Linked DNA regions of Homo sapiens: all the other regions are linked to region 1. A link is a loop called in an ENCODE intact Hi-C map of the cell type or tissue named here. Cell type or tissue: IMR-90. All regions are shown on one strand.

Region 1 (8,000 bases):
TACTATTTCAAGACATGACTATGCAGCTTCCCTTGCTAAAATTACAATAAAATATGCTCCTTACACTTTAATAAGTATATACTGCCCTATAATGGGCATTATATATGTTGTCAACGTTTGTCAATACTTGACAAAGTTGTGGGAAATGCAAGTTTATTCTGAGTCCGTTTCAGAACGTGGCAGAGGAATGAAACAACATTGTTTGAACGTTGGTAATAGCCAGGGTGTTAGGCTGCACCTATTTTATTTCCTTATCCTATATTCTTGTTTAAGATATTATTGAGAATTGTGAGTAGGACATTATACCAGAAAGTTAAAGGCATAACTTCAACTCCAAAGTTTTGTTTTGCTTTGCCTATGTGAATTGGTTTGAGAAATCACTTAATCTTTGTATCCCAGTATCTTCATCTGCAAAATAGAAACTTACACTAAATGACCACTAAGGTCTTCTCTCATCTAACATTCTGATACCAGTGGCCAAGGGGAGGTTCCTAGACATTGGTGGGACCTGGACTCCAGGAGGAGTCCCGCTCTTGACATGTCATGAGAATAAATTCAAGGATGCGTCAGAAAATAGTAAAAGTATGGAGATTTATTGTAAAGTGACACTCAAGAAAGGGGAGTGCAGGAATACTCAAGAGACAGACACACAAAAGGGGGTTTGGAGCTGCTACATTTATGTTTGTTTTTTTTTTTAATCCAAGAAGTGGAAAATTTATGAAGATTCCTGGAAAAAGATACAGATTTCTTGAAACTGTAGTGTCACCCATTTTTCCGCAAAATATGGGTGTTCCCAGAACTGTCATGACACTGGTGGGTATGAGATTTGTATGTTAATGAGCGTATAATGAGGTCCCATGTGAAACCTATGTCAAATCCAGCCCATGTTGGGTCGAGTCCATCTTAGCCAGCTTGGCCCACACTATTTTTCAGGGTTTTATCAGCCCTTAACTTCTGCAGCTATTTCAACAGTTTCCTTTTGCTAGTCATGTGAACCTGTTGCCTGGAATTTTCCATTCTCTTGTGACTACCCGGTATTATTTCTTTATCATTTTCATTACCTTATAAATGGCCTTGGTCTTCCAAGAGACTGTTTTATGTGAAAATTGAGGAGAAAGAAAAATGGTTATGGGAGATAGAGTTTTTCCCTTCTTTTAAACATACCATTAGTCCCAACATTGTTATCTGTAAAACTGGAAGAGAAGAGTAGGCCAGATGACCACAAACACTTATATAAGCCTAGTAAGATATCAGGGATGCAAATATGTACAACTATTCCATATGATGATAAAAGTTATATAGATGCATATAACATTGATAAAGTTATGGGAGGTGATTTAAGGTCAAAAACAGTAAGAGATAGAAACTCCAGTGGAGGGGTCAGCCTATGGACCAAATCCAGTCTGGTGCTTAAATTTCGTAAAGATAGATTTATTGTACTGTTAGGTTGGTGCAAAATAATTGTGGTTTTTGTCATTACTATTAATGGCAAAAACTGCAATTACTTTTGCATCAATCTAATATAACATGTCCATCATTTAAATATTATCTGTGGCTGCCATTCATACTACAACTGTAGAGTTAAGTAATTGCAACAGAGGCTGTCTGTCTCACAAAGATGAAATGCTTACTATTTGGCCTTTTATAGAAAAAAAGTTGGTTGATCCCTGCTGCAAGGTATGAAAAATGTTGCTATGTTTATTTAGGCTTGAAACTAATCAACTCAGCCAGGGTATGTGCATATCGATGAAAGAGAAAAATATATTAAATGTTCTAGATATACTATCATTTCAATATAGCAAATATTTAAAAAAAATTAGGATGGAATTTGATTAAAAAGATATGTTTATCATTAGTTTTTTTAAATGAATTAACTATTATTTTTAGGGTTTATCATGTATTTATAGTCACATACTCAAAAACTGTTTGGAAATGTCACAGTTACTTTATTTGAAATTTAACGTCTATTCAGTGGATGTTATCTAAACATTTGGAGGCTCTCCAAAAACAAACAGAAAAACAAACAAATAAAACACACTTACATTGAGGAAAATGTGGAATCCAAGGCCCTGGATTTCCTCCATATCATTGATATTGATAAGAGTCAGTGTCATGTTTGTAAATCATGACTGTAAATACATCAGCCATGTAAAGCTGATCACTTTACATTGTGATGAACTTTACATGCACCTTACTAGGATTAGACCAGCACTGTATGATTGCATAATCATGTGTTATTCATTCTGAAGTGGCAAGCAGAATATTTAAAATGCAAGTACAGAAACATGTTAAATAAATGGAGAAGAGAACATTAATTTTTAGGAGGTTTCTTCTCAGTTGAATGCCTTCCACCCACCACCCTAAATAACAAAGAATAAAGGGATAGAGTTTTATCTTGCTAGAAACTTCCTAAACAGATAGATAATGTTTACTAAGTATTCTTAGTTATAGTTTAGGTTAATAGTTCATCTAGTTTAGGTTAATATTTCATCTCCTGATATGGTAGGAAGATTTCTATGATTTAACAGAAGGGCTCATCACTGAGTAACAGTTACAACACAGTTTAATTGACATGAAATTAGAGAACATTATTTGAAGCACGAAGAAGGGCAAGTATATCCATCTTTTTTCTACCAATGTTCAGTTATTACAGAATCTCCTGGGCTATCCAGTTACTGCCCAAATTACCTGTTACCATGATAAATTACATTTCAATACAAGATGACCACAAGAATATGGTGAGGAACTGGTGCAAAGAGAGAAGAATGGTGAAAGAAGAATTCAAAGTGAAGGAGAATGGTTAGATTGGTGGGAGGACATGGAGTTAGAACAACAGAAGAATTAAGGAAAGAAAGTAATTACAGTTTGTGTGTGATGATGGTACCTCACTTTGGTATTCAATTACCACCTGGCGTCTGCTATGCAAAGAGTTGTTTAATCAGCTATAACTGTTTATGCTTTGGTATTGACTCAAGTCACATATGCTTTTTATCTGCTGCTAAATATTGAAATTACTTTTGTAACTGTAGATATCCTCAAATCTGATCTCCAATTGCTGTTGAAATTTGGTCAACATAATTTCCATGATGGTGAACACTTACTACTCCATTTTCCTATTAGGTCTTGTTTTCTCCTTTACTCATAATTGTCAACTCACCTGGTGACTGGTGCCCTGAATTTCATGTCCTTTTGATCTTGAATCTGCCACCTGTCTAGTTTTGATTCTACCCAGCTGCTCATATTCAGGCACACTGCCTTCCATGTTTTCCTTTTGCTGCCATCTACTGGAAAACCAATTACTTTATCTCAGACCCTCACTGACAACTTGCTTGAAACTATTTTGTTCCCCATACTTAATGCATTGCGTCAGCTAGAGCTGGGTTAGTTTTCCCGGAAGCCAGCATACCCAAGCTGGTAGATCTGCTCCCATATCTAAGCTGTCTAATGATGCTGCAAGTAGCTAGGGACAAAAATACTAGAAGGCTTGAAATGAAATGGCCATAAAAATGAGACGGTAAAATAGTTTTTTTCTTTCTGTCAATTTTACTGAACATGTTTTTTTTTTTTTAATGTACACATTTTGCCACATTCCCAGGGACCTGCTATCTGGTTACAGAATGCTTACTAACATTAGGCTCTTATTAGCGAGGAGGTCGGTTTCCATGTAGAGTTTATATAAAAGAAGCAAGTTAACATTGGCATTGGAGATAGACAGACTTAACATTTAACTCTAACATCAACATTAATAAGCAGTATTAATGAGGAATAATTAGGTATTTCTAAGTCTCAGTTTCTTATCTTTAAAGTTGTGGTTATATTACTGTCTAATAAAATTTGTGATAGAATATTTAGGTCAAATTATGTTAAAGCAAAATGAAACCATCCCCTTCATCTTTTTCTAGACATAGTTCTGGTCTATGACATCATCCCTGTATTTATCTCTCTTTCCAGCTTAGGCAAATTCTTTGTCTATAGGGAATGATGATTCATGTATGTCATGGCCTAACTGGACACAAGCCAAAGGAAAAAACAGAATCTACAAGTAAAATGGAAAAGGCTCTCAGGTTCTTTAGTACAGACAGAATAATCATGTCATTTTTTTAAACCATTAATATGCAATTTACGAGAACTTGCATTTCAGTGATTTATACTATACCTCCAGGTTTTGATTTTAAGCTTTAAAAAGCCATGTTTAAATCATCAGAAGAGACATAGCTGATCAAGTTGAAAGAAGCCAGTTTCTAAGAAAAGCTCATTAATGGACTCTAAACCTAGTGACATTTGTCAGCAATGTTGTTCTTTCTATTCCTTTGGCAAACACAGTGCTAAAAGTGCTTGATGATAATTATAGAATACAGCTCTAATTGAAAAAGAAATGCTTGAATATTTGAATGGTTACTGGTACTCTTATCCTATCTATGCCTCCATGAAAAATCCTGTTGAACATTTGCCAACTTGAATCAGGACCCACTTCATGTGGAGTAGATTAATTTACCCTTACAATCCCCATGCATTAATAAACTTGGTCAACAAAAATGGCAAGGTGGCAACTGTAATGATTTAGGCTCAGAATTTCTTGGATATTGTTTTTTGTCAATGTAAATAACTAGAATAAAGTTTAAATGCTGCAAATTAAGAAAATTCTTTTCATGATAAGGTTAATGCTCACCTTGAAATCTGATATTTTCAAAACATATCTGCACAATTATCTTATAATTATTCAAGTACATTATGAGGATATTTCATATCCTTCCAGTGAGAACAAGAGTTGAGAGAATTTATTGCAATGCGGTAAAGAAAGTGAAAAAATATTGATTTCTGAGTCTTTCAAATGCTTTTATCTTCACATCCCTTTATATTATTTAATCTCAGTGTCTCAGTCTGTTTGAGCTGCCATAACAAAATACCAGAGATTGGGTGGCTTAAGTGGCCGATATTTATTTCTCACAGTTCTGAGGCTGGAAGTCCAAGAACAAGGTGCCAGCTGTCTCAGGTCCTGGTGAGTGCTCTCTCTCTCTGACTTGCAGATGGTGGCCCTTCTTGCTATGTCTTCACAGGGCAGGGAGAAAGACAAAGGGAGCTCTCTAGTGTCTCTTATAAGAACAAGCACATTAGGCCAGGCATGGTGGCTCACGCCTGTAATCCTAGCACTTTGGGAGGGTGAAGTGGGCGGATCACCTGAGGTTGGGAGTTCGAGACCAGCCTGACCAACATGGAGAAACCCCAGCTCTACGAAAAATACAAAATTAGCTGAGTGTGGTGGCGCATGCCTGTAATCCTAGCTACCCGGGAGGCTGAGGCAGGAGAGTCGCTTGAACCCAGGAGGCAGAGGTTGCAGTGAGCCAAGATCGAGTCACTGCACCCCAGCCTGAGCAACAAGAGTGAAACTCCATCTCAAAAAGAAAAAAAAAAAAAAAGAACAAGCACATTAATTCTATTGGAGCGGAGCAGGGCTGCACCCTTAGGACTTTGTGTAACTTTAATCACCTCTTAAAGGTCCTGTCTCCAAAGATAGTAATATTTGGGGTTAGGGCTTTCACACAGAGTGGGATACCTTGACCATAACACAAAACTCAGAGAAAAACATTGTGCCAGTAACAAATGACTTTTTTCTAAAATGTTAGAAATTTGTTTCCTGGAAAAATAAAATAAAATGTAAGGAAATAACTAAAAATCAATATGTTAAAAATTATATGAGGAAATTTATGTGCTTTGATATATCCACATTATCAAGCAGTGTTTTCAATGCTTTTTATATCATTTTAGGAGAAAGAGAACACTCAAAATATACGTAAGGATAATCTAAGAATATTTAAATTAAGACATTTGAAATTAAGCCGGTAGCAACTAAGAAGTAGGGAGGCAGACATAGATTGTCATAATTTCAAGATATCAACAGATATGAATAGAAGGCTTATTTGAAATTAACAGAACTTAAATTTCTTTATTATTAGCACAGAAATTTCACATATGTTATCTAATTTCATCCCACAACATTTCTCTGAAAATAAAACATTTCAAGTAGAAGTATTATTTCCTACTCTCTTGAGGAAAGTATAGTCTAAAATGATCATGAATTTGTTAAAGTTCCATTAATATGTGGAAACTTGTCAAATCATTCGGGTAACTATTTAAGTAAGGCTTCTAACTGTAAACACTATCAACTTTTGTGCTGCATTTTGTTAAGAACATTAAGATTATTAGTGGGAAAAACCAGCTAAGTAAATTTCAATCAAATTAAGGATATTCACTCAGCTAGCTACCGAATTATTCTTAAACTGTTAATTTTATCCTGTGTGTTGTCACTAAGACCTCTTCTCCTCTCCTTACTTTTTTTGTTCTTACTCTAATTCCTCTGATTGTTAACTGAAAAGAACATTTTCCTCCTCAAAGGGAAATAGAGAAAATCTGTAAGCTATTTTATTTGCTTTTAGTCATAAATTACTCGTGTGTGTGACTTACTATCAATGATCTTTCTTTAAGGAATGCTGTGCATCTGAAGTACTGCTATAGTTCCCTGGAATTACTCCATAAATGACTCTTTCTGGTGCTTACAACCTCTTATCTCCACAGCACTCATCACTCAGTGCCAGGGCAGTGGATTTGCACCAATATGATTTGCAACTATGAACAGAACCCTCTTTGTTTCTGTTTAAATAATTACATCAATCTTGTCCTGCCTGTGCATTGGAATGAGTTTTAACATAAAGATGGAGAGATTCTACATGCAATTTGAAAATAATGCTGGCAAATAGCTTTGTGACTTATTGTTTAAACCAAGCACACATTTGTTTAAGATATTTAATTAAGCCAAAGAATAGCCATGTTGTAGAATTAGGGGAAAAAAAGGCAAAATATATTTGTACACATTCAAAAGTCTGAAACATAACATTTTATAAATATGTATTCCTTTAACTTGGTTTCACCATTAAATGAATCTTCTTTTAGGAACACAATGCTTGTCTTGGCTCCATTAAAATTCATTCCTAGAGTACGAGTAAAGGAGTTTTTCCCACTATAAGTCGCAGGCTTCTTCCAGCTTAACCTAATAAAAATAATAACTTATTTCTGTTGTAAAGAGCCACTGCCCATAGTTGTGGTCAGAGATTTGAGGATGGGAGGTTGTTAACAAAAGTACAGAAGATCCTTAGGTATTCTCAGTTACAAGTACAAGAGAAATGAACCAATGAATTTATGTGGAGAGGGTTCCATAAGGCTACTCCTATTAAGCAATTGAGCATAAGAAATTAGTAGACAGCATTAAATTATGCCACAAACTTTTTCTTAAAGCAAAAGCGCTATGATAAAGAGGAGACATGTTGTATAATGAAAGGTTAAAACCAAAGCAAGTGCATAAAATCTAAATTTTTTCATCTTTCCTAATAAAGTTAACAATTTTTTCTTAGTGTTAAAATATACTGTGGTAAGAAATAAATGATGGAGAGTTGGGACTAGAGCAGGAAGAAAGCTGACCTAACTTGGACAATGGCCGAATAGGAACAGCTCCGGTATACAGCTCCCAGCGTGAGTGACGCAGAAGACGGGTGATTTCTGCATTTCCATCTGAGGTACCGGGTTCATCTCACTAGGGAGTGCCAGAGAGTGGGCGCAGGTCAGTGGGTGCACGCACCGTGCGCGAGCCGAAGCAGGGCGAGGCACTGCCTCACTTGGGAAGTGCAAGGGTCAGGGAGTTCCCTTTCCGAGTCAAAGAAAGGGGTGACGGACGCACCTGGAAAATCAGGTCACTCCCACCCGAATATTGCGCTTTTCGGACTGGCTTAAAAAACGGCGCATCACGAGATTATATCCCGCACCTGGCTCGGAGGGTTCTACGCCCACGGAGTCTCGCTGATTCCTAGCACAGCAGTCTGAGATCAAACTGCAAGGCGGCAGCGAGGCTGGGGGAGGGGCGCCGGCCATTGCCCAGGCTTGCTTAGGTAAAAAAAGCAGCCTGGAAGCTCGAACTGGGTGGAGCCCACCACAGCTCAAGGAGGCCTGCC
Region 2 (8,000 bases), 750 kb before region 1:
GCTACTTTTGAAAAGGCATGTACTTATTTACCGAAGGTGACATGGCCTTGCTACAGAGCCCTAAGGGTCTATGTTACAATTTTTCTCATTGGGATTTTCCATAAACTCATCATAGCGTATTTCACTACTGGTACATTAAACATCATTACAGAGATTTTTAGAGACTATAGGGTTGCTACAGAGCCCTTTTCTGCTTGGGTCCTATTCAAAGGTGGAAGACTCTTGTGTTACCTGGTATAAAAGTCAGAGCAGTATTCCTAGATGTGGCACATGGTGCTTTCTTAGCACAAACGGGCCTACCTAGTATTGTCCTTCCTTCTTTGTAATAGGAAATACAGAATGCAATAATTTATCTTTTAATGTGGAGAGTAAAGGATCGCTCGACCCCTAAATGTTTTACTGATGTGATGGATCCCTGAATCACTGTGAGTTTACCACTATTTGTAACACATGGATCTTACCAAGGCCTCTAATCACCTAGGCACTTCTTGCTCATCCAGTCCAATCAAGATAATGGCATCAATATAGTGGGTCTGTATGATGTGTGGAATATCCAGAGGATCTAGATCACTTTATACTGTAACAGTGCAAAACAGTTATCATAGTCTTGGGACAAAACTATACCTGTCTATTCCAAATAAATGCAAAGTGTTTATGATCCTCTTTTCTGATAAGAATAGAGCCTGTAATCCCAGCTCTTTGGGAGGCTGAGATGGGCAGATCACGAGGTCAGGAGATGGAGACCATCCTAGCTAACACGGTGAAATCCCATCTCTACCAAAAATACAAAAAATTAGCCGGGCGTGTTAGCGGGTGCCTGTAGTCCCAGCTACTCGGGAGGCTAAGGCAGGAGAATGGCGTGAACCCGGAAGGCGGAGCTTGCAGTGAGCCGAGATCGCGCCACTGCACTCCAGCCTGGGCAACAGAGCGAGAATCCGTCTCAAAAACATAAACAAATAAATAAAAGAACAGAGGAGAACATATTCATCAACTCAATGGCCATATACCATACACCTGCTATGCTACTTTAGCACCAATAAGCACATCTGGCCTAGCAGCTGCAACTGGGACTACTACTTGGTTGGCTTTGTAGTAGTCCACTGTCATCCTCCAGCCAGGCAGCACATGATCCAGCTCTGAAATCACATTTTAGCGTCTGCTTGTTTGAACACTCCTTGGCACTAACTGCTGCAATCTGGCTTCCATGTGAATCAGCCTCTGAGAAGAAGATTAGATTGCCAGACGTTTGTTAAGAATTGCTCTTAGGATTTCACAACTGTAGAAGAGTTATAAAAGAAACAGAATTTCAGAGAAGGAAAATGCTGTCCCAATAAAAGCTTCTGTGGATTCCATGGAGAGATATGGAGCTGGGATGACCTTCTGAAGTCGTCCTGAGTTGAGGAGAAGGGACTTGGTCTTTACATCCCTATGTTGGATGCAGGCTAACCCTGGAAGTAAGTGTAATCTTGAGTGAGCCAATTTTCTTCAGCTGAGACAGTTCCCATAGAGGGCTGACAGTTGAGAATCATCTTCCAGTAGCATTTCCAGCATCTGAGACAATAAGTCCTTCATGTATTAAGGGAGATACGGGCTTCTCATAGCTCAAAGCACCCACCACTATCAGATGACTGTATGTGGGGGACAGTTCTGGCCTTTTTATGTTGTTCCATTGTTCAACTTGTCTATTCTTGCACAAATATCAAATTGTTTTAATTACTATAGCCTTAGAATTGGTCTTGATATTTGATAGGGTCTAGGATTGTTTTCCTCCCTTAATATTGTATTGCCAATATTGGTCTTCTCTAATAAGTTTATCAATTTTGATTTTTAAAAAAATCTGCTGGGATTTTGGTTATGATTGCATTGAATCTACACATTGTCTGGAGAAAATTGACATCTTTATATTATGCCTCCCAATATCATACCTTCCAATAATCATGAATCATCTCTGCATTTATTTAGTCTTCTTTAAACTTAATGAGAATTTTAACTCCTAGTATAAAGATTTTGAACATATTTTGATATATTTTTTCCTTGATATTTGATGTTTGTTGATGTTAATGTAATGATATCAATTTTTCATTTCACTTTTTTGTTGTTTTGTTACTGGAATGAAATGTTTGTGAATTGAACATATACCCAATAACTTTGCTAAATTTACTTATTAATTCTGATTATTTGCAAGTTGTTTACATTTTCTAGGCACATGATCATTAGGCCTGTGAATAATGATGGTTTTATTTCTTTTTTTCTAATTATGTCTTTTTTCTTGCCTTATTTTACTGGCTAGATTTGCAATACAATATTGAATGCAATATTAATAGTGAACATCTTTTTCTAATTCCTAATTTCAAGAGATCATTTTTCAATATTTCCCCATTGTATAAGATTTCTGCACTAGGTTTTTTATAGATATTCTTATAGATTATGTGTAGGTTAATATGTTTCCCCTATTCCTAGTATTTTTGGAGTTTTATCATAGATAAATGTTGAATTTTGTCAAATGATTTTTCTAAATACATCAAAATAATCATGCACTTTTCTCCCCTTTCTTCTTTTTTCTTTGGTATGATCAATTTTACTGATTGATTTTTCAATGCTAAACTAAATTTGAATACGGGAAAAATCCCATCTGATATTTTATATATGTAGACAAACGCTAAACTTTAAATGCTCATATTTTATTAAGGATTTTATTAAAGATATTTGCGTCTATGCTCATGATTGGTCAGTAATTTACCTTTCTTGTAATTTCTTTTTTAGGTTTTGGAGTTAAGATTTGGGTGCTAATCTCATAAAAAGAACTAGAGACTATTCACTGTTTTCAACTTCCTGAAAGAATTGATGTCTGATTTATGTTATTTCTTATTTGCATTTATTCTTTTTATGTTTGCAAAGATGCATCAATGATTCTATCTGAGTCTAGGATTTTCATAATTGTGAGAAGGTTTTTAAATAATGTGTTCAATTGTTAGACTATTAAAGAATGACATTTAATCCCTAAATATTTGAGTGTGTGCTTTTTACCAAGTGTTGTATTGAATGAATGTTATGTATCATTGTGATAGAGGTCGATGAGGGTATTAGTCCGTTCTCACACTGCTATGAAGAATACCTGAGACTGGGTGATTATACACAAAAGTTTAATTGACTCACAGTTCTTTATGGCTGGAGAGGCCACAGAAAACTTACAATCATTGTTTAAGGTGAATGGAGAAGCAAGGCACATCTTAACATGGCAGCAGGAAAGAGAGAAGAGCACAGGGGAAACCATCCCCATGATCCAATCACCTCCCACCAGTTTCCTCCCTCAACACATGGGGATTACAATTTGGATTACAATTGTTGATGAGATTTGGGTGGGGACACAGCCAAACTATACCAATGATACATGGTGATCCTATGTTGAAGATACAGAGGTGAGAGGTAAGCACGTACCTGCACTTGTGAAATGTATATTCTGGGGAGAGGAGGGCAGACTTGTCAACAAAACAGTAATAAATACAAAATTTCAATTTTGGTGAATTCCAAGCAAAAGTTCATGGTGTCATGAAAGTTAAAAATTGAATGATTTTATCTCATTTAGACATATCAGGAACAACTTCCAGGAGCAAATGACATTTGTAAATAATTAAATGTTCCCCCTTATCTTTACTTAACACATTTTTGTTATTTCTTTCATTGTAAAAGAATATTTTCTTAATATAGCTGTTCTTCTGAAAAGCTACTCTTCTAACTTGGGTTGTACATTCAATCACGCCTCTATTAGAGTCTCAAATGTCCATATTAGGAGGAAAGCTGGATTCTTTCTGCGCTTTCACCTCTCCCTACTCAAATGGGACAGCTTGATTTCTCACTATTCTCTACTGCCATTGCTTCTCCCTACCACATGGTGTCCCTGTTGACAACTGGTCCTCCACAGTCAGCTAGGTGATTGACTCCATGAATCTCCAAAGCATTCTAGTCTCAGAATTAAAATGAAACAAGGATCTCAACTTCTGGGATTCACATAATCCAGCTACCTGTGCTCATCTCTCTCAGCTATATTCAGCCATCTCTCAGTCTCTGAGAGTACTGTTTCAAAATTTTCACAGCAATTGTCTTTGTAGCTCTGGAGTGGTACCTGGATGCCTAGAGGTATAACTTCACTTTATAACTCTAAAAACTCAAAAAGCCCTATATACCCCTCCTGTCAAATTCACCCTCCTACCCTCCTAAAGATTGTTTGACTAAATGTCCTGAGCCTATACCATCTAAAACCTCGAAGATGCTTGTATAGCTCCTTTCCTACACCAAGGACGCTATTATGTTCAGAAAAAGAGAGGGACCTATTTTCAGATCTCAAGGGAGATTTATCCTCCTAAGAATTACTGAAATAAGGTTCTAGCACTTCCATCATTAGGTCAAAGAAAGGAAAAAACAAAAACAAGTTTAATATATGGTATGCGTGTTATATATACACACACACACACACACACGTTGTTTAATTAAACTTCCTTTTGTTCTAGGTAACAGTAGTGTGGAGAAAATATACTGATTATTTATAATCTTATGAAAATACTTCAGTTATTTAACAAAAACCATCAGACCGCTCCGTGGGCTTTTCTTCTCTGCTATAAACAACAAGGTTCTTTAAACCTTTCCTAAGGTCACTATTTTCTAAACATTATTCATTTTTCTCATTCTTCCCTGATTTTTTCTGGTTTGTCCACATCTTTTAAAAAGCACAGTGACCAAAAGTAGCCACAATATCCTAACAAATAGCTCATGAATGCATAATATGGCAGAGAGATTACTTCCAAATGCTTCATGAATTATTCCTTTTAATAAATTCCAGAATCCTAGTTGCTTGGGGTCAGCATCAACACCCAAGGATTTTCTTTTCCGTGTTTGCCTAGTCAGTCCTTTCCATTTATTTATTCCTTTAGTAAATTTTAATCCTGTTTTAAAAACCAGTATTTTTGCTAATGTCACCTTCATTCTAATTTTCGTATGTCAGAATAATGGAAAGATTTCTAAATATTACATTCTTCCGCATCTCAAAGTCTATATATGCTAGATTGATTATTCAGTAGTTTCAAATTATTGAGTTTTAAAATATTATAGTACTTTGTATTTTCCCTTCCAAATTATAACATTTACAAAGAAAAGCACGATTAAGACAATAATTCACAATTGCCTTCTGATTTGGGGCAAATTAAATTGCATTTACTCCTACTTTAGCAATAATGCAGCAATGTCGTACAAAACAAAGACCCAGTTCTGTTACAATTGAGCACTTTTTTCAACAAAGTGCTATCACTACAGAGAATTTTTTCTTGTAATTTAATTTAAATAATGTATTTATTTTTGTACAGATGGAGTCCCGCTGTGTTGCCCAGGCTGGTCTCGAACTCTTGTTCTCAAGCGATCTTTCTGTCTCAGCCTCCTAAAGTGCTGGGATTACAGGACTGAGCCACTGCACCTGGCCTCTTTTAGTTTTATGTACCAAGACAGCTATGTGCTTGGAAGAAATAGGTTAATCAAATCATTTCTGCATGTTCTTTATAGCATCATTATTTTATGTTAAGGTCATGGATGTAAATTCCACACCATATCACCCCATTCAGAAAATATTAATAGCAAAATGTATTGGATTGTTCTATAATTCATTGAATGAAATACCTTCTAATCCCTAGATCTTGAAATGACTTTAGAAATAATCAAATAAGACCCCACAATGAGAAATATGAGGTTCAGGCAGTTTTTAAGAGATTCGCCCAAAATCAATTAGTTAGTAATCAAAAAGTGGATTGAAAACTAGTTATTCAGATGCAAAATCTTAAGTTATTTCTTCTACACAACATCATCTCCAGAATTTTCCATTTCAAAAACTTTTAATAAAATGTAGAGTTAAATATGAAAATATATAGAAGTTTTAAATCTATGAACTTAAGCACCAATGAGATGTAGCTTTATAGCAGAAATATGTTTTATTAGTATTGAATAGTTTGTTGTAAATACTATTTGTAATGAGACCCAAATGAATTTTGATATGCATAATCAAATAATGTAATAAACAAGCATTGTCAATGACTGCTTTGTAATTGTGCTGTTTTTTCAACTTTGTCATTCAGTTCCCAATCTATCCTTTTATATAGTGTGCTCTGTAAAGCTGGAACCACAACTCTGCAAATTACACTTCAAGGACTTCTTTACCAGTGGCATCACTTTAAGTTCCACCAATAGGAGGAACTAGAGGGCGATTAGGAGATAGGAGGAGAGGGGAAGGGACTTTTTTACTCCTGTTTGCTTGTAGTGCCTGTCAGCAGCACCCCAGCAGTGACAGTTGATTTCAGCATTCAGCCTTTTCCGCTTCACTTTTCCTGCTCAGAGGTATCAGCTGCAGCCAGGCAGTGCCCACTACTCAGAGGTCTGCTACTGGGTTCTGGTTACTCTATTATCTTCCCTTTCTTTCCCAGTCCTGGGGGTGAGAGCTACTTCCTGCTCTTACTTCATGTGGTTTGCTTCAGTGCTTCCCTTTGCTCCCAAACCCTCCAACAACTGGTTAACAAATTTCCTATATTAAATCTCTCCATATTTAAAAACTTTTGATCTCCAACAGAGTACCCAAATCAAGAGGAAGCCTTGACATTTTGTTTCTCTTTATTAATCAGAATGTTGTACTATTAAATTCAGAATTCTCTACTATTTGAGAGAAGGGGAGAAAAAATTGATAGACTTAATTTCTAAGTATCTACCTTCTCTGGAATAAAGTCCTCTACAGATAATCAGTCATGTGAAATAACATATCTTCCACCAAAAGTAGATTCTAAAGTCACGTGCAAAACCAAAATAGGGTCCAGTGAAATTATCCTTGAAAATCCCTTAACAGTTCATTAATACAGTACATGTAGTTTTGAGTAAAATACTACGTTTAAAATATTTGACTAAAATATGCATAAAATGAACATTGTATTTTACTAGTACCTATGCAAAATATAATTTAAATAATTCTATTTAAATTCTCAGTTTTTGAACATTTGTCAAAATCTTACAGTTCAAATTTAGAAGTGGATTTATACAATCTACTGGATCACTGAATTATGCAACTAAGTCAGGTATTTGTAGAGTTGTGAGAAAATGTAGAAATTAAAATGTTATTTGTTCCCTAGGATATAGTTTTGGAATCCAAGAAACATAATGTTAGCTAGCCAAGTTTTAGTTGTCTAGAAATATAAGACCTTTAAAAAATGGTGATATAAGCATATAAGTACCGTGTTAATTAGAAATGATTTAATGTACTTCTACACATCTATTTTATAAGGATTCCTAGGAGGATTTAATAACTAGAGTGAATTTGAACATAAAATAAATGTTTATAATTGTCTATTAATTTTCAAATGGATATGATATTACTCTGGAAATACTTGTAAAAATACTCTTGTTTTTAAAAACTGTTGCTATTAACTTTTACAAAAGATAGTTTTCATCATATAGATGCAACATATCATAAAGATACAGAAAAAGACTTCGTTTTTTTAAATGCAAGGTTTTACAGGAATTTTTCTATATAGTCTTAAGTTAATCTTTTTTGTAGTTAATTTTTATCTAGATAAATTCTTGTGATTCCTGCAAATGCTATGTTATTAATAATTTGTTTTATGGACAATTTTATTTTCACTCAGAATTTACATCACTATCATTTTGGCTTTTCATATGTTTATTCAACTATGTTATTCTCTATGCATTTATTCTATGATTTTAGAAAAACTGTTTTCCTGAACCAGCAGTATAAACAACTATGGCAAATGATTTACTTAATTATACAAGATAACTAACAAAATTAAAAATATGTAAATTATAATCCAGCTATTACCCTCACCATAAACTGTGTGATAGTAAAGTGGATATTGAAAAAATTATTTTCAACACCTGTGACAAGGGAAAAAGTTTTTAAAAAGAAAAAAATTAAAGGATAATTCAGACCAAAAATTACTTCCTCATAAATATTAAAAATA
Region 3 (8,000 bases), 650 kb before region 1:
TACTGCTTTTGGTCTGGAAATTTTCAAGGGCAAGAAAGTCTTAACACATATGAAAACATGAACTGGGAGTGATTGAGATACTGTGTTGCCTAGCCCTCTCCTTCTGGTCTAAGTGAGGTCATTTTCTAGGAGGTGAAGTCATTATCTTAGTCATGTATGTTGTTGGCAGCAAGACTAGAACACAAGTCCAACTCTCAGTCCCGGGCTCTGTCTGTCTCATCATGACGTGTCTTTCTGTTCCTGTGGTCTTGATGATAAATAGATAAACTCTGGAGAAAAGACAGTAGCTCTTCCTTCGGGGACCTAGGCAAATTTGAGCTCACTATTACCTCAGAAAAGGGGTTGTTGTTTAAAATCCTGTATAATTTCTAATGCCATGCTCATTAAATAAAATAATACCAAGGCCATTTTTCATCACAAAGGTGGAAACCTCACTATAGCATGCTTGTTTATAATTTTTATTGATAAATGAAATCATCTTGGATGAAATAATATATAGTATACGTTAAAGTGGGTTGGTTGCTTTTCCTAAGTTATACTTTTTATATTTCTGTTTACCATATGCTGTGAAACCAAAGCTATTATTTTTGCCTCATTCTGATAACATAGTCCATATTCTAGGTGGTAGATAAAGAAATATTTCAGCATTTACCTTAAAATTCTTGTTTTTTTAAAGTTGTTTCCTCTCTATCTTCTCTGCCAGATGTGAGTAATACTAACAACTAGTACTTTCTGTAGGATTCACAGTTCTGTCTGCATATTCCATAGGCTGTTTTTAATAGGCAGGACATAACCTACTTTCATTCAGTTTTTCATAAATATAACAAATGTTACATAGTTTACAAGAAGAAATATCAAGGCTAAAGCCTCTTGTTGGCATGATAACTATTGCCAAATCAAATATGGGAAGAGGATAGAATATGAATTCTAATTTCTTAGTTCCAGTAGTTGATTTGGATCAGACGCGATCAGCTCCTGGCAGCAAAGGGCTGAAATCCTTCTGATAATGAGCCTGGTGATTTAGGAGTCAGATTGGGCCCATGAGTGAATATTATAATAGAGGGAGAGAGTGGTACAATGTTGGATGTTTTTCAGAGAGAATTGAAACTAAACTGCTGAGTCTCTTTGGTCATTAAAATTCCCAAGGTGCTTTTTGCAAGATTATGAGTTTTTAGCCAGCATCCTGACCAAATGAGTAATTGCTCTGCCAATCGCTCCTGCAATTTCATTTGTACAAGGTCATTGCATCCACTTCCTGAGCTAAACTGTCACATTAAGGGAGAGTAGCCTCTTTGAGAGAGAGTGATCTCTTTAATTCACAAATTCATTTGCCCCCCTGCTTTGGGAAAAGAGACAGTAGTTGCTTAGCATCTATAAATAGGAGCTATATTTTTTCTGTTTTTCCTTTTTTCTTATAAATCTTTGGTTTTTGGTTTAGACTTCTGTCTAGAAGAAAGCATATTACTGTTGTGAATTTTCCCTACTGATTATATATATATATATATATATATATATATATATATATATATATATATATGTATGTATATGTATATATACACATATATATAATTTAAAATATTAAGAGATGTCTATAAAATCTGTTTATTATTCATTTAACAACTATTTAGTTAGCATTTATGACATATGCAGCAAGATACTAGTCACAGATTAAAAAGCAATGAGCAGAATGTACAAAACTTGTGGTCTCCTGGAGTTTACATTTCTATTGAGGGGAGAAAAAAGGACAAATAACATATAAATAAGTAAACTATTGGTATGATAGAAAATGGTCAGTGCTGTGTTTTGGGGGTTAGAGAGTGTGGGGATAGGGCACATTGTTGCAGTTCGAAATAAGTCACCGAGGGCTGACTGAGAAGGTGACTTTGAGCACAGATCTTGCAGAGATGGCAGAGAAGGCCTTCACAGACAGGGCCAAGGGGAGAGGCAAATGCCCTGGGTCAGAATGTGCCTAGCAAGATTGAGGATCAGCAAGGGGGATTGTGTTCTGGAGGGGGTCATGTAGATGAGTGATGAATTTTATATAGAGATGATTATTTCTGCCGAGTGAGAATACACTGTAGGGGAGCAAGGGAGCAAATGCCGTGATAGTGACTTAGGCCAGAGCAAAGTAGGTAAGTGGTCAGGTTTTGGATTTATTCTGAAATGAGAGCTGTTGGTATTTGCTGGCGGACTGGAAATTGGGAGTTGAGATGGATTGTCAGGCGCCAGCCTGAAGGTGCCACCTGTGGGACTTGGCAGGCATTTTTGTCTTCACATGCAGTTTTTGTCTTGAAAATCTTCAAGCTACTTGTTAATTGCCCTAGCGTGCTAACAGTGGACACATGAATTGATTGTGATGGTGAAAGTATGTAAGAGACACACATTGGTGATGGATTTTATTTTTCATTTTTAATCATGATAAGAAGTCAGTGCATGTGAGTAGATCAATAGAAGAGAAAGAAGCAAACATTGCATTGATTTGGAAGCATATAAATAATGCCTAGTGGAAGACAGGCCCTTTTTTTATTTACAGAGGAAGATGTGCCAGAATAAAGAATTCCATTTAGTGATAAATATAGCTAAGACATACTCAGTGTTTACCATCTACTAGACATGCATGTAAGCTCTTAACACATATTGATACCTTTAATGATCACAGAAGACATTTGAGTGAAATTACTAGCATTAATCCCAATCTAAGAAGAATTTAAGCCACAAGCCAAGGTCATGTGGTTTTCAGCAAGGGCAGTCTGGCTCCATGGCACATGCCTTTAATCGTTACAGTGCCTCTAATAGCCACTTTAATTTGTTAGAACTAAAGCTCTAATTTGGCTAGGTGCTAAGCAGACTTGCTCAATTTACAGTTTCATTTCTTAAATGTAGACAAGTCAACGAGAGTTCTTAAATACCTTGGAGTTTATTCTTACTAACACAACATATTTGTTTTAAGGGAAAGCCTGGACGTTTGGGATGAGGAAAATCCACAGTGGAAGAAAAGGCAGAGTGTGAAAATATGGCTTAGTGAAATTAGGTTTAAATTCTGGTTTATTCACTTTTTAGTTACATGATCTTGACTTCACCACTTAACCCTTCTGAGCACTTAATTCTCTAATTTGTAAAATGTTAACATTAAGAACTAGTTCACAGGGACTTCTGGCAACATGCTTGGTCTGCTTAATAGATTTTAGTTTCTCTGCCCATCTTCTTGGCTAGATAGACTGAAAATGAATGTAGGGGTTTCTGAAAACAAATTGGGTCGAGTGAAAAAAAAAGGTTTGATGCAGGGAGGCCAATAAAACACTCCAATGTAGCTCCACAGGAGAACATTTAAAGCAAGAGGTTTTGTGCACTTATAGTGGTGCTTGTCAGAGTTGAAAGTGCATTTGAATCCTCCCGGATCTTGTTAAAATGCAGATTCTACATCAGTAGGCTTGCGGGTGGGGCCTGAGATTCTGCATTTCTAATAATTTGATGTGATGCTGATCCTGCTGGCCTGTGCACCACACTTTTACTAGCAAGGACATATGAAAATAGATTTATGAAGAAGTACCATGGGAATTTAGAGCGAATAATATCAAGGTTGATACCAGTAAAACAGTTTAACAGAGCTTCTCAGAGATGAAATGAGCTACATCATAGGTATTAATTCCCTGCCTAAGGCTGTATTTGCGTCATTTCTGATCTGTGCTGTTGATATATTGATACACCGGGGGGTTGAGCCAGACTTGAATTTTCTGTTACTCATTGGTAGGGGTTACCCTTAAATAGAAGTGAGTAGAGCATTTAAGCATTATTAGTTACATAGGTTCCTGGGCTATAGGGCACCAAGCACAGATTTTTTCGAGGGAATTCACTCACTGAAAAGATAATCAGATTAAATGACTACTAATGCTCATTTTAACCTTGGGATAGGACGTTAAGTCACACATACTCTAGCCGAGAGGGATAATCTGAGATCTGTATGGTATCTGTCTAACACATATTACTAAGCAGAAATCTCAGAATTCCTTAAAGGTTTTAAGAGGAAATTATTCATTGTATTCATAATCATTCATATCCATTTGATTGCTCTCTAATCACAATATTGCAATTATACATAATTATATATTGTAATTATACATGTTGTTACAATATAATTATAATTATACATATATAATTACAATATAATAATATTATAATTATATAATATACATGTATATTATATACATCTATTCCTTTAGTGTATTGGTAGCAGTATTTTTTTTGTCTGTTTTAGGTCTTGGTGATTTGTGCTCTTACTGTTTCTCAGAATTTTTCAAAATTTAGCCTGTAAGTTACTAAGAAATGTAAATGGATAGGGCATGGTTATTGACACAAATACATTCTTCTTTTCCCCTCAATTTTCATACAGCTGTAGTGTTACTAGAAAAAAGTATCTATTTATGGGAAGTGTTTTTCTCTTCTCCTGTGGAATCTTAAAGGCTTATTTTCAAGTATTTCTAGAGCTGCCACCTGTTAAATTATAGTGATTCTATGCTTTGTAGATATTTTTTAATCATGAAAGAAGATAAGCTAGAAAAATAAAGTACATTCGATGTTGGAAAAATGTTACAGGCTTTTTGAATCCTGTTTGCGTTGAGCTCTTGGACCCTCCTCCCCTGGCCAGCCTTCTGGAGCGCCTGTGAGCACAAAGGAATGGCATGTATTTATACTTGTGTAAATACGATCCTGTATGCTCTCCACTGAGAACATGCAGGCGGCCCTTTTATGGTCAACAAGGGGTTTTCCCTCTCGTCTTTAGGCAGACCACAGGGCTACGTGCTCAAGAGTGTATTTTTGATGCCATCCATCAGAATGCTTTCATAATCTGCCTCCCTTTTATAAAATCTTGGAAATGACTTTGTTATACTTGCCTTTATTCACTAATAGATCATCCAGGAACTTATGAAGACTTTCATGTAAAACGTCAAAGTTCTTTTATTTTATTTTTTTTCTAAGCCACCTCTGTTCCTGTTCAATTTTTACTTTATTAACAGGCTCTTCTTGCAAAATAGACCATATCACCTTATTATTTTGATCACATATCTCAGGACTCTCAGAATTGTTGGTATTCCTTCAACGAATATATGGTATCTTATTTTATCATGTAAGTAACTTCAAATTTTGTCTTTGATGAAGTCTCACGTATTCATATACCAAAAAGAAATCGTTAACCGGCCCAAAAGTTGAAAGAAGGATCATGAGTGGGTAGTGTTTGGAAACAGCATTGAGCAAACACATTATTTGGTATTTTCTTTTGCCTTGGCATTTAAAAAATAGCAAATAATAATAACATTGATTACAATAACATTATTTTAAAACTGATGCATTCTAGAAAATGATAAAGCTAATGATAAACCACCTTGTTTCTCTCAGCACAGTATTCCTGTGAAAGCTGTTTGGATGTCCAGCTCTAAAACAAATGTTCTGTCTAAAATTACAGAATAAAGTTTGTGGAGAGGCAATAACCTTTCATGGTTGTTGACCGTCATCCCGTGCAGTTTCTCATTTGTAAGAGGATATTTCATTTTCAATCATTTTCTATAAATTGCTTAATTGCATGGGAAAAAATGTTAAATAGCATTACTTTTAAACTGTATACGTTATTGAAGAACCCCTTCATTATGTTTCACTTACCTCACAGATCTCTATCTATCCCTTCAGATTTCAGCTCAGTGATCACTGCGTCAGTATGGTCTTCATTATTAATTCACAATTTAGTTTACAAATACTTATTGAACACTAACTATGTGCTAAGCCATTGGTCTTTTGGGTCTTAAGAGTCTCTTACACCTGTGAAGACTGTTGAAGATGCCAAAGAGCTTTTGTTTGCATACATTATATCTATTGATAGTTACCACATTGACGTTAGAGCCAAGAAAGTTCAAACATATTTATTTGTTATTCATTTAGAAATGGCAAGGATAAACACATTAACATATTTATGAAAAAATATTTTCCAAAGTAAAAACAATTAGTGAGGAGTGTGGTATTATTTTATAGTTTTGAAATTTGCTTATGTCTGGCTTACTTGAAGACAACTGAATTGTCATATCTGTCTCTGCATTCAGTGATATCACACAGTAGGTAGCCCCAGACAAACTTGACTGTACACTTATAAGAAAATGGGAGTGAAAAAGGCAAAAAAACACCTCTTATTATTATTCTGAAAATACTTTAGATGTTACAGACCCACAAAAGGATATTCTGGACAGACACCCAGAAATTCCCAGACCACACTTTGAGAACCTTAGACATTGGGTATCGATCAGTGCACAAAAAGGCACAGATCTCTTCCTTTGAGGGCCTCTGTTTATTCTAAGAGTACCAGGCAATTTCCCTTTTTAATAGTTTAATTTTCCCATGGCAAGGTAGTCTCCAGAAATGTCAGGGACTTGTTTTTGAATTTCACGCATTGTTTTACTTTTCTGATCTCCATTATTAAACATTTATTGAGTAAATAGATAAAATCAATTGTCCAGAGTGTTGAATATATATTTCATAACCTATATTTAGGGCATTTACTTTACTATTTAATAATATAGACAAGATTCCAAAATTTTAGAAAAGACTGGCTTAACTCTCTGGATTAAGTACTGTAATTTTTGAACTTTTTCAGGATACTTGGAAATATTTAAGTACCCAGGAAGGAAAGGCTGATCTTGAAATTGGAAAACAATTGATTTGATGTAATAACTAGGTAGATTTCAATATGGTTCTTTGACTTCAAACCAGTAGTTTGATTCTTTAAATATGTATTTTTAGTAATTCACATTGTTGAGCAATTAAACGCTTTCATATGTGACTAATCTACTTGAATTATTGTTGATTGCTTCAGATATTCTGAGGAAATGAGAAAATCAGCTTTTTCCTTTGCATGTCATTCTATGTAGGGAACAGTGCTTCTAGAAACTAGTGTTGCAGAGCAACTGCAATTGTTTACCAATTTCAGTAACTTCCTTTACAGTAAGCTTCTGTTAACTTTATATACTGTAATCCCAAGTAGTTATATTTCCATTTTTATGTTGCATTCTGTCAACGTGAGGCTGGTAGCAGTTTTAGAAGTTTTGTATTATCTGGGTAATATTTAAGGCATAAGGCTTGTAGAGGAATGATCAGAGTTAGAAATCAATTAACACTTCTTAGAAGGGGGTGTTCATTTAATTTCTGCTGAGGACACATTGATGTCAACTTGATTTTGAAAGGCATTTTATGTAACAAGCCACAATTTAAATATAAAACGATAAAACATTTTGTGCATATATTTCATTTGGCTAATAATACAAGTCTGATGTGAATTCCACATTGTCATTTAAGTGAAAAATGTGTTTTCTTACATATAAGATTTGTATAGACTCATCTCTTCAAGCCCACTTTTATGAGCCTAATTTTGTTTTTTAGGTTTATGTGAGAAAATCCAGTAACTGAGAATAAGGCCTTGCTGACTATAGGATTTTATTTCATGTAAGGTTGAAATTGCCTGTTATTTCTTGTTTCTATATCTGACTCATCGAGTTATTTTTCTAGTGAATTCACATTGTTCATGATGTCAGTATTGCAAGTTTATGCACATATTATTGTATAATACAATGTAAGATAATCAGAAAAAGATATAACTTTAAAGCGGTGATCTAGTAACTACAGTAGAGCTTTAGGGTAGAGCTTGGCATACCATTAAGCCTAAAAAACGATATGTAAATTAAATAGCCAAAGTTCTTTAGTTAATTAATAATAGAGGCCCAGCCTTTATTCATCTTAAGGCTGAGAGAGAAGCCATTATATTGTTTGGATGCATTCATGGACAATACTGAATCACAAATTGCAGACCCAAGGAGGGCTGTATTCTGTACTGGTTTTGACCTCTTGTTAATAGGAATTATGATATTTGATGGGATTGTGGTTTTTACTCCAAGTGAATTTGGTTTTAAAATTTAAAATTACTATACCTATTTTAATACTTAGATTATTTTTCTAAGGATTGA

What was found. Hi-C counts contacts between places; a loop is a spot of excess contacts. Peaks named below come from ENCODE experiments on the same cell type or tissue, not always from the same donor. Only the 100,000 strongest peaks of a DNase experiment are listed, where the experiment ranks them.
Region 2: a loop joins it to region 1, with 2.7 times the contacts of the local background. A loop is called at or near these places in 2 of 110 quality-filtered maps.
Region 3: a loop joins it to region 1, with 22 times the contacts of the local background. A loop is called at or near these places in 2 of 110 quality-filtered maps.

The regions. Positions count from the first base shown.
Region 1 is chr4:156,290,085-156,298,084 of GRCh38, reverse strand. No RefSeq gene overlaps it. Among named protein-coding and RNA genes, the nearest start is that of CTSO, 340 kb to the right of the region's middle. RefSeq lists an enhancer at 7,795-8,000. In IMR-90, a CTCF peak has its summit at 3,278 (motif pointing left); DNase peaks (open chromatin) are centred at 3,354, 3,984 and 6,534; H3K27ac peaks cover 149 bases.
Region 2 is chr4:157,041,613-157,049,612 of GRCh38, reverse strand. No RefSeq gene overlaps it. Among named protein-coding and RNA genes, the nearest start is that of GLRB, 31 kb to the left of the region's middle. In IMR-90, CTCF peaks have their summits at 3,895 and 6,242; DNase peaks (open chromatin) are centred at 1,182 and 3,902; H3K27ac peaks cover 175 bases.
Region 3 is chr4:156,938,880-156,946,879 of GRCh38, reverse strand. The region is part of intron 1 of PDGFC (platelet derived growth factor C); the gene reads left to right. Among named protein-coding and RNA genes, the nearest start is that of PDGFC, 29 kb to the left of the region's middle. In IMR-90, no CTCF peak of the experiment used is centred here; DNase peaks (open chromatin) are centred at 189 and 4,719; H3K27ac peaks cover 2,041 bases.